2 separate regions of the Homo sapiens genome follow, and region 1 is linked to region 2. A link is a contact called in ENCODE Hi-C or POLR2A ChIA-PET data. All regions are on one chromosome and are shown on one strand. The core of a region is the stretch at or near the end of the contact, and the rest is flanking DNA. Distances in the headings are between cores, read along the strand shown.

What was found. A loop is a pair of places that touch in the nucleus more often than their neighbours do. ChIA-PET counts read pairs that join two places held with the same protein, here RNA polymerase II (POLR2A). Pooled maps may share reads with other maps.
Region 1: a loop to region 2 is called in a map of endothelial cell of umbilical vein, with 5 times the contacts of the local background. The contact joins two enhancer-like sites. A Hi-C loop is called at or near these places in 1 of 168 maps with a recorded cell type or tissue (endothelial cell of umbilical vein) and 1 of 50 pooled maps. POLR2A ChIA-PET finds 5 or more read pairs at or near these places in 4 of 52 experiments (A673, AG04450, BJ and 1 more).

Annotation. Positions count from the first base shown.
Region 1 is chr14:59,304,205-59,309,747 of GRCh38, reverse strand. All of the region lies in intron 3 of DAAM1 (dishevelled associated activator of morphogenesis 1), which reads right to left. Among named protein-coding and RNA genes, the nearest start is that of DAAM1, 120 kb to the right of the region's middle. Within about 2 kb of position 2,812, at least 7 of the 41 ENCODE cell types and tissues checked have a DNase peak (open chromatin) inside an H3K27ac peak, as active enhancers do; they include endothelial cell of umbilical vein, where a contact is called at or near this core.
Region 2 is chr14:59,402,771-59,408,505 of GRCh38, reverse strand. No RefSeq gene overlaps it. Among named protein-coding and RNA genes, the nearest start is that of GPR135, 60 kb to the left of the region's middle. Within about 2 kb of position 1,670, at least 5 of the 41 ENCODE cell types and tissues checked have a DNase peak (open chromatin) inside an H3K27ac peak, as active enhancers do; they include endothelial cell of umbilical vein, where a contact is called at or near this core.

The DNA of each region.
Region 1 (5,543 bases), core at 1,563-4,062, 100 kb after region 2:
AAAGTGTGGAACAATCTGGAACAACCAAGGGTCGCAAACTTTTCCTGTAAGGAGCCAGACAGGAAATATTTTAGGCTTTGTAGACCACACAGTCTGTTGTAGCTATTCAACTCTGCTGTTGTGTAGTAAGAAATCAGCCACAGAGAACACTTGAATGAATAGGCAATGCCACATTTCAGCAACACTTTATTTACTAAAACAAGTGACTGGCCAAATTAGCCCACGGGCCATAGTTTGTCAACCCCTGTGTGCTAGATTAAGCTTGGCTCTCAAGAGGGCTGGATTACATCAAAATCCTAACTTGGTCACCAACTATTTTTCATGTATCAAGCTGCCGCTATAAATTAAGATAAGCTCATAAAGTGTTTGGAATTTGCCCAGTAACCTGAACTTTTTCTAGAGAAGCAGTGACCTACCATGCCTGTGAAGTGTACCTTCTTGCCAAGCTCACTGCTCCCTGAATCTATATTTAATCCTACTTTTTGAAAATAGCAAAGCATCATTAGGTCCTTTAAATCCTGATATTTGCCCCCAACTCTTTCCATCTGGCTCTTCCTTTTTGGGGGCAAAAAAGTAGTAGGAGATTTAAAACTTGGAGTTTGGAGATTGTTGCTTTCCTCATTCCCTCCAATACCTAACTTTAACCCCTGGTGGTGAGCAAAACTATATTCTATATCTGAAGCTTGCCAAAAGAAGGGCAATTGGTTTCAGAAAATAATTCCTGTGTTGTCACATTCCAAGATAGCCATGTGGTCCCTGGGACTGCCAATCCTGGTTACATTTTTTGGCCACTGCCACAATTATATATCAAGTACATCTGTTACCAAAATCCGGTTGGGCCCACACAAAGAATGATTACAGAACAGTGGCTTCTTCATCTGCCAGGAAATCCACCACCTCCTCCTAAGCCTCAGAATGTCAGTCATTTTTCTGGAAAGACTGAATGATGACTTGCAATAACAGTGGCTCTCACATGCAGCAGGAGAAATTATGGAAGAAAGAGTAAACCTTCTCCATTTTTCCTAATGTTTTAATAAAACATGTGCATGTTTTTAACCAAAGCCATCACAGGATTATATAACTGGTCTTTGACCCTAGAGACAACCTGGGCTGAGTTTCCTCTCACAGGGGTCCCTTATAAGGTTACCAGCAGGTGATCCATCATCTGCTCTTGAGAAGGCTTCCAGAGGTCCACAATCTTCTGGAACTAGCACTCTCATGAACTGTTAAAAAATTCACCGGACACTGAATTGACAGATGTCTCCTTGTAACTTCAAGCACTTGTTGGCTTTTGTTTGGTCCCTGGGAACTGCATGGAATAAGTTTAATCTCTCCTATGAACAATGACCCAGCAAATATTTAAACAATTTGAATAAAGTGATTATATCCTCCCCAAATCTTCCCTTTTACAAGCCAGAAATTCTCTACTGGCCATATAACACAAGTTTATCTTCCTCAATTCATAAACAAATCTCAAATTTTCTATAAGTTCATCATACCCTCATGTCCATTAATTGCAGGGATAACTTTAACAAACATAACTAAGCTCCTATAAAAGGACTATTTTCACATATTTGTATTAGTCATTCACAGTTCTATACAAACTCTACTGAGAGGGAAGATTTCTATCCAAAATGTCTCTCCAAGAAGAAAAAGAACAAGCTCTCACTCTCCTGATAGTCCTCACAGATAACATTTATGACTTAGAATAAAAGACACGTCATATTAAGTGGAGGGAAACTTGTTTAGTCCTTGCTTTATTAAGTATACATATTTTAACAAAGTTGGCCGTAAACTAAATAGCAAAATGGGTTTTCTCATTATAAGACTGAGGATGCTTCACATCTAAAACATAAATCTAGGTTAACAAAATTGAAACTACATGAATAGGACCTCGACTCGCCAGCTGTCAAGAAATTTGGGGGGACATTTAAGTCCCTTTAGAGCATTGTTTTTTACACCTCCAGATGACTTTTGCTATCTCCACTATTCTCCTGTATAACCATCCGTTCACATATCATAGGAATTTTTTCCATGTATGCATATGAAGCCTGATACCTCCTCTGACCCCCCAGGGCTCTGCTCCTTCCTTTTCTTTGGTTTATGCAGGTAGAAAGACTAGTTGAGCCAATACAAAATGCCACGTTTGCCCAGAGAAAGCCTCTTGCTACCATATCACGTATTCAAAAATAAAATATACTTGAAGATTTCAGATCACGTAGAATCAGTTAGCTCCCTCTTTATCAATTCTCTAAGTTTAAAATTCTGTATTGGTAAAGAATAATTTTTTAAAAGCATGGCATGAATCCATGTCAAATATTTTTTACTAAACTTGCTAATAAATGAGAGAACTAGGAAGATGTTACAACTGGTTCAAAGGAGAACCCAAGGAGTAGACTTATGATTAGCATCATGATGTTTGAAAGAGTTTACAAACAGATGCAAAACTGGCCAAGAGGGCAACAGTCAATTGTATCAGACTCAATTTGCATTTCATGGATAAGAACCATTGGAAGTGCTATCAGGTTTTTAAAAAAATAATTTACAGATTTGTGAAATAAGCTTGAGACAAAAGTAGAGATGACTCTTAAGAGTGCTATAGACAGGATATTTAGTCTATCTGATATTTACTCCATTTCACTATAACTGCAGCTTAGCAAAACAAAAGATGCATGACTAGTACTTCCTGGTTGAAGAAAACACAATCTATAAAGGTATAATGCAGAGGCCACACTGCATGACTAATACTCTGCTCCAGACTCCTCGCATCTAAATTACCTAAATGCCCAGGCTGGCCCAAAGCTCTTGCTCAAGAACACCTACCCCATTCTGACCATTACACCACAATTCTGTGTATTTCTGTTGCCTTGCCTAGGCTGCATGGTATGGTTTCTATCTGTGCATCACTGAGTCTCAAACTTCAGACCACTAAGCTCCTGACCATTCCATTCCACCTCCCTTGGAAGGGAGCACTTGGTCCTCTATCCCCCTCAGGAATTTGTTGGTTAAGTATTTGGGGTATTACTAAGTCTTCCTGCATTATTGATTAAAAAAAAAAAAGCTGTGAACTCAGTGAGGTTAGACCCTCCAGCCAGAAAAGAGGCTATACTCAACTGCTGCTCCCTAACAGTTTGGTTTAGAGCTGGATGCCATGTTAGAGTAACACACAGTCTACTAAATCTCCCAAAGACACGGCAGCATTTTAAAATCTAAATACTTGTGTAGACAGCCAAACTCTGTGATAGCATTAATACTATGCTGCTAAACATAAGGCTTCTCAAGGGCAGGATAGGAGCAGAATTGTTTTCACTAAGCTCATATCTACAATGCTGAATGGAATCTAAAAAGGCATTTGCTTTCCTTCTCATTCCTTTACTCATCTAACAAATATTTATTGAATTCTATTATATAATGAGCTAAGCACTATTCTGGGTGTTGGAATACATGAATAAAAGAACAAAGTTCCCTGCTCTCCTTGTGAGTGATCCCTGAGACAGACTTAGCAGTTCCTAGACTTACACATTTCTGAACTTTAGAGTTGAGAGGTTCTGAGAAGATTCCAAGTTTACTCCAACAATAGGTTCTAAGTCTTTGCAAGTATAGCTACAAAAAAGTATGCCTATTTAAATACTTCACTCTCTCTGGTCATCATGTTAAAAAAAAAACAACAGTCAAGTGTTCATTAACTCTCCTGCCTTTTAACTAAGCCCTGGTTTTTATCAATGGATCTCTAACTTCAAAGTAAAGATACAGTGCAAGCATTCCTGAACTCCCCTGGGAAAAAATCCTTTGAGACATTTCCTTGAGAGCACAAAATGTCACATTAATATTTTCCATATATCACAAACTTTATTTACACTGGTAAAAATCAGAGTTTCTGAATGGCCTGAATGAAATAGCACATAGCTATTATTTATGTCCTCCCCAAAATCACACACCCAGAAAAGCAAGAAAAGCAAGAAAAGAGTGCCACTTTACAGAGACCTAGTCACCCTGTGGGGAAGAGCAGCAAAGAGAAGAGCAACAATATCACCGCATTTCTGTAAGGGTTCAGGAGCCCTCTGCTCCAACACCCTCTTCTTTCCTGAACAAGCCTCAGCTGACTTTACAAGGAGTTGGGGGGTGGTTAGAGGGGATGTGGGGGAATACATTTTATGTGCACCTGGTATATCTGAGAAAGCAGCCACAACACTTAGCTAGAACTAAGAACTGAGATTTTACAGTCCACTTCCCAAACTATGAGACACTTACTTTATTTATTTTAACAAGTCATTATTTTGGCAAAGCACTTCACAGCATGGCATATGACTGAAGCCTAAAATTCTCAAGCAGTACAACTCCAACATCTGAAACCAATTTATATGACAACTCCCCCTCAGTTTCATGGCAAAGAAAAAGAAATATTCTCCAATTATTAGTTTCAGAAATGATACAACCCCACATTCCCCTGCAGGCAGGCACTGTGCCTATGACACAACAGTGTGCAATGACATAAAACAAATTATTCCTACATAGCTTGTTAAGAGCCAAATCTTTGATCCACATGTCACCATGGAGTGCTAAAGACCCAGGTACAATGTGGTCCAGTTGGTTTGTAAATTAACATATTTGGACACACAACGCTAAACCCTTATGTATCGTGCAAATTCAATCAGTGGTGTCAATGGCCTTTGCTGCCTCACATCTTGCTACCACATTTGTAGCTACCAGACCCACCTTTCAGAATGTCATAAAGTAGGTTTTGATGTTCTGTAACCAGCCCTTGGGAAAACAATCAAAGTGTGTTTATGATTTGCAATATAATGTTTAACACAAGGCTATAACAAGAGAGGACCCTTTGGAAAAGAGTAATTAAGCTAAAAGGAGAATCAGGGGTAACAGTAAGCACATAAAGGCATATGCCATTCAGGGATGCATCCTCAGAATGAGAAAAAAGTGCTAATGCAAGGTTAACTGTCCCTGAGGACAGTTAGGAACTGTATTCCTAATTTTAGACCACCATAAACTCTACAATGTACTCATGAATTAATGACAGCATTTTTGGCAAAAGAAAGAAACAAAAGCACTAGTTAGAAGATACCACTGTATCAGAAACATCTCAATATGGGACATAGGGAAGTACCTCTCAGAAACTGAAAAAACAAAATGCTTTTCCTTATGTATGGGGACAGATAAAAGGATACTACACAAGTCAATGTTGCTCTGTACCACGCTGAAGAATAACAGAATTTAAGACACTGTAACTTAAGGGTGGTATTCTTTGGTAGACTCTACTGTAACCCATTTCTAGTGCCACAAGTTACCAGGTTCCTAAAGTGTAAGGAATTTTGAGAATCCCAAATTATTAGTGGCACATTCTAACATACTAGAAGCTCAAAGCTTCTCTCTACTCTACAAAGAGGAGAAATTCTGAAATGCGCAAAGAATGGAATGATTCAATAGTACTAGGTGTGCTGGAGCTATTAGTGAAAAAATATATATAGGAAAGACACAGGAAACGTGTTTTTTGTTCCTCTTTGATATAGCTTCTAAAGGGGCCATTT
Region 2 (5,735 bases), core at 421-2,920:
TTGGGTCACATGTCTATCCCTTGGTCTGGGGGTGTGGGACATTTTGATTGCTCATCTGATCAGGCAGGGGATGGTTAGCAGAAAAGAGGGATGTTAGGAGAATAAAAAATCAAGTGTCCAGTATAGTGCCTTTGAGGTCCCCTCCAAGCCCAGGATTCTATGGCTGTTCCATACTTCTACTGTTCAATCATTAAAGAATTCCCATTTGAGAACCAAAGTGATGCCTTGGCTCCAGAGAACTAGCTGCAGGCTCTGTTCTCATTTCAAGATTTAAACTTGTAAAATAGCAGCATTAACATAGAAGACAAAAAAAATTAAGGAGATAATGGCAGTTTCTTTTGTGGTTCTTTTTTATTCAGTATTTGTTAAGAGCCCAGAGTTCCAGTTAGATCACAATTAAATTATGTATGACCTCGATTAAATATCTTAATTTTCCTGAGCTTCTGTTTCCTCATCTGTAAAATATGACCAAAAATACTTCGTTGGGGGTTTTATTGGGTTGTTCTGTGGGAAATGCTTGTTTCAGTGCCTGGCCTTAATAAGTGGCAGTTAGTACTATTTTTCTGTAAAGGAATTCCCTCTCAAATGTTAATCATGGAAATTTATATGGTCATATTTTAATGAGCTCATTTTCATTAATTCACTGAAGCTTGGAGGCATGGGAACAGATATATATTCTTGGGTTCTCAACAACCAAGCCCAGGAGACTAACAAAATGAACAGTGAAAATTCAATGAAGCTACAGATTTGTGCTCTGTGAGCCCAAAAGTGTCTCACATGGATGTGTCCAGGTATGTAACTGGACACATTACATACCTGGACATTGCTGTATTCGACAGCAACTGGAGAACCATTATAGAAGATGCATTACAAGGCTCACTCTGAAGATTTACCCTAGCTTTTTCTGGAAAGGTTTCCTCCTTGGTGACTTCCATATAATGGCATGAATAGTATATTTCTGTAGAATTTTGATTATATCCTGTCTATTCTCTGTCCTTTGGCAAACTGGAGTGGTTGCTATGACTCCCTGGTACATCATTGTGATGACTAAAGTAAAAATGAGTTTCAGGGCAAAAATGTGTACTGGGAATTGTGAAACCACATGCTTCCGCAAGCAACGCACTAACGGAGGATTTTAAAACAAAGAGTGACTGAAGTCTGGGGAGAGAATTTCACTCAGTTCATCACAAGCACTTTATTAAGAATGGGAAATAGGGAAAAGAGCTGTTTCTAATGCAGATTTACAAATTATCCTGGTGTTACCAGAATTATATCTGAGAGGGGGAGATTCCTGCCCCTTTGTCAACAGAGCATCCTTCCTGTGGAGATTGTGAGTTGGAAAGTCTGTCTTTCCCTACCAGAAACAAATGCCAGTATTCAGAAATTGAGTCAATCCTTCAGAAGTCTTCCATCTTATTATTTCTTAAACCAATGAACCAAAAGCATTTATTTACCACCTACCTTCCTTTTTATTCATCACCATGCTGCCTGCCTGAGCTCTCAGAAGAGAAGAGTGATTCCAACACTTATGGATTGTATATTCTACATGGGGAGACAAGATGTAAACACACAAAATATTAACGCCAAATAGAAATCCATTTGAAATGAAAACTCATTCCTGTGGCTCCCAGGCCTGTTAGAGCAGGATAGCTGGCAAAAATCCCTTGCTCAGCTGGAGGAGTTTTCCATCAGTAAGCTTATCTGTACCTAAAGGAACAGAGTCCAAATTTGTCAACAGATCACGTTTGAAGGAACAGGCAATTTGTTGAAGTCATTTCGGATGCAGGAAATCCTGTGTTTACTACCTAGGAAATACTACTAAAAATTTGGATTTTTTTTTCACCTTGTAACGCTCTTTTGAATTGAAATTTGGCAACAGAGCCACTGCTGATAAGAACGTGGCTCAGGAAATGACAACACAGTGATAGCAGATTATACACAATAGACCTTGCTTCTTTGTTTTCACTCTGGTTCTCAAAGATAGTTGATAGACTTCAATCCTTCCGGGAGTCCAGACACTCCCAGGTTCATTCCAAGCCCACATCTGTAGCACTAATGCTTCAGACAGGCATTGCCATCTCCCTGAAAATGTTTCAAGGACATAAAGAAATGTCTAGGAGTTGCTGGTATGATGGCTGAATAGGAACAGCTCCAGTCTGCAGCTCCCAGCAAGATCAATGCAGAAGGTGGGTGATTTCTGCATTTCCAACTGAGGTACCTGCCTCATCTCATTGGGACTGGTTAGACAGTGGGTGCAGCCTATGGAAGGTGACCCAAAGCAAGGTGGGGAGGTAGCCTCACCCAGGAAGTGCAAGGGGTCAGGGAACTCCCTCCCCTAGCCAGGGGAAGCCGTGAAGGATTGTGCTGTGAAGAATGGTGCATTCTGGCCTAGATACTACATTTTTCCCACGGTCTTCACAACCTGCAGACCAGGAGATTCCCTCAGGTGCCTACACCACCAGGGCCCCGGGTTTCAAGCACAAAACTGGGCTGCCGTTTAGGCAGACACCGAGCTAGTTGCAGGAGTTTTTTTTTTTCATTCGCCAGTGGTGCCTGGAATGCCAGTGAGACAGAACTGTTCACTCCCTGGGAAAGGGGGCTGAAGCCAAGGAGCCAAGTGGTCTAGCTCAGCAGATCCCACCCTCATGGAGCCCAGCAAGCTAAGATCCTTTGGCTTGAAATACTGTAGAACTTAAAGTATAATAAAAATAAAAAATAATAAAAAAAATTCTCATTGTCAGCACAGCAGTCTGAAGTCGATCTGGGATGCTTCACCCAAGTTGAAGCAGTGTGGGGCATTGCCTCACCCGGGAAGCACAGGGGGTCAGGGGATTTCCCTTTCTTAGCCAAGGGAAGCTGTGACTGTCTGTACCTGGAAAAATGGGACACTCCCGCCTGAATACTGTGCTTTTCTGATGGTCTTAGCAAATGGCACACCAGGAGATTATATCCCGTGCCTGGCTCAGTGGGTCCCATGCCCATGGAGCCTTACTCACTGCTAGTGCAGCAGACTGAGATCAACCTGCAAGGCAGCAGCCTGGCAGGGGGAGGGGCGTCCACCATTGCTGAGGCTTGAGTAGGTAAACAAAGCAGCTGGGAAAGTTCGAACTGAGTGGAGCCCACTGCAGCTCACCAAGGCTGGCTACCTCTGTAGACTCCACCTCTGGAGGCAGGGCATAGCTGAACAAAAGGTGGCAGAAACTTCTGCAGACTTAAATGTCCCTGTCTGTCAGCTCTGAAGAGAGCAGTGGTTCTCCCAGCACAGTGTTTGAGCTCTGAGAACGGACAGACTGCCTCCTCAAGTGGGTCCCTGATCCCCGTGTAGCCTGACTGAGAGACACCTTCCAATAGGGGCCAACTGACACCTCATACAGGTGGGTGCTTCTCTGGGACGAAGCTTCCAGAGGAAGGATCAGGCAGCAATATTTGCTGTTTTGCAATCTTTGTTGTTCTGCAGCCTCTGCTGGTGATACCCAGGCAAACAGCGTCTGGAGTGGACCTCCAGCAAACTCCAACAGACCTGCAGCTGAGGGACCTGACTGTTAGAAGGAAAACTAAAAAGCAGAAAGGAATAGCATCAACATCAACAAGAAGGAAATCCACACCAAAACCCCATCTGTAGGTCACCAACATTAACGACCAAAGGTAGATAAAACCACAAAGATGGGGAGAAACCAGAGCAGAAAAGCTGAAAATTCTAAAAACCAGAGTGCCTCTTCTCCTCCAAAGGATCACAACTCCTCGCCAGCAATGGAATAAAGCTGGATGGAGAATGATTTGATGAGTTGACAGAAGTAGGCTTCAGAAGGTCAGTAATAACAAACTTCTCTGAGCTAAAGGAGGATGTTTGAACCCATTGCAAGGAAGCTAAAAACCTTGAAAAAAAGATTAGATGAATGGCTAACTAGAATAAACAGTGTAGAGAAGACCTTAAATGACCTGATGGAGCTGAAAACCATGGCATGAGAACTACATGATGCATGCACAAGCTTCAGTAGCCGATTCAATGAAGTGGAAGAAAGGGTATCAGTGATGGAAGATCAAATTAATGAAATAAAGTGAGAAGAGAAGTTTAGAAAAAAAAAAAGAGTAAAAGGAAATGAACAAAGCCTCCAGGGAATATGGGACTATGTGAAAAGACCAAATCTACGCTTAATTGGTGTACCTGAAAGTGACGGGGAGAATGGAACCAAGTTGGAAAACACTCTGCAGGATATTATCCAGGAGAACCTCCCCAACCTAGCAAGGCAGGCCAACATTCAAATTCAGGAAATACAGCGAACACCACAAAGATACTCTTCGAGAAGAGCAACCCCAAGACACATAATTGTCAGATTTGCCAAGGTTGAAATGAAGGAAAAAATGTTAAGGGCAGCCAGAGAGAAAGGTCGGGTTACCCACAAAGGGAAGCCCATCAGACTAACAGCGGATCTCTCAGCAGAAACTCTATAAGCCAGAAAAGAGTGGGGGCCAATATTCAACATTGTTAAAGAAAATAATTTTCAACCCAGAATTTCATATCCAGCCAAACTAAGTTTCATAAGTGAAGGAGAAATAAAATCCTTTACAGACAAGCAAATGCTGAGAGATTTTTGTCACCACCAGGCCTGCCTTACAAGAGCTCCTGAAGGAAGCACTAAATATGGAAAGGAACAACCAGTACCAGCCACTGCAAAAACATGCCAAATTGTAAAGACCATCAATGCTAGAAAGAAACTGCATTAACTAACGAGCAAAATAACCAGCTAGCATCATAATGATAGGATCAAATTCACACATAACAATATTAATCTTAAATGTGAATGGGATAAATGCCCTGATTAAAAGACACAGACTGGCAAATTGGATAAAGAGTCAAGACCCATCAGTGTGCTGTATTCAGGAGACCCATCTCATATGCAGAGACACACATAGGCTCAAAATAAAGGGATGGAGGAAGATCTACCAAGCAAATAAAAGCAAAAAAAAAGCAGGGGTTGCAATCCTAGTCTCTGATAAAACAGACTTTAAACCAACAAAGATCAAAAGAGACAAAGAAGGCCATTACATAATGGTAAAGGGATCAACTCAACAAGAAGAGCTAACTATCCTAAATATATATGCACCCAATACAGGAACATCCAGATTCATAAAGCAAGTCCTTAGAGACCCACAAAGAGCTTAGACTCCCACACAATAATGGGAGGCTTTAACACCCCACTGTCAATATTAGACAAATGAACAAGACAGAAGGTTTACAAGGATATCCAGGACTTGAACTCAGCTCTGCATCAAGCGGACCTAATAGACATCTACAGCCAAATCAACAAAATATACATTCTCCTCAGCACCACATTGCACTTATTCCAAAATTGACCACATCACATAGTTGGAAGTAAAGCACTCCTCAGCAAATGTAAAAGAACAGAAATTACAACACACTGTCTCTCAGATCACAGTGCAATCAAATTAGAACTCAGGATTAAGAAACTCACTCAGAACTGCACAACTACATGGAAACTGAACAACCTGCTCCTGAATGACTACTGGGTAAATAACAAAATGAAGGCAGAAATAAAGATGTTCTTTGAAACCAATGAGAACAAAGACAACGTACCAGAAACTCTGGGAAACATTTAAAGCAGTGTGTAGCGAGAAATTTATAGCACTAAATGCCCACAAGAGAAAGCAGGAAAGATGCAAAATTGACACCCTAACATCACAATTAAAAGAACTAGAGAAGCAAGAGCAAACAA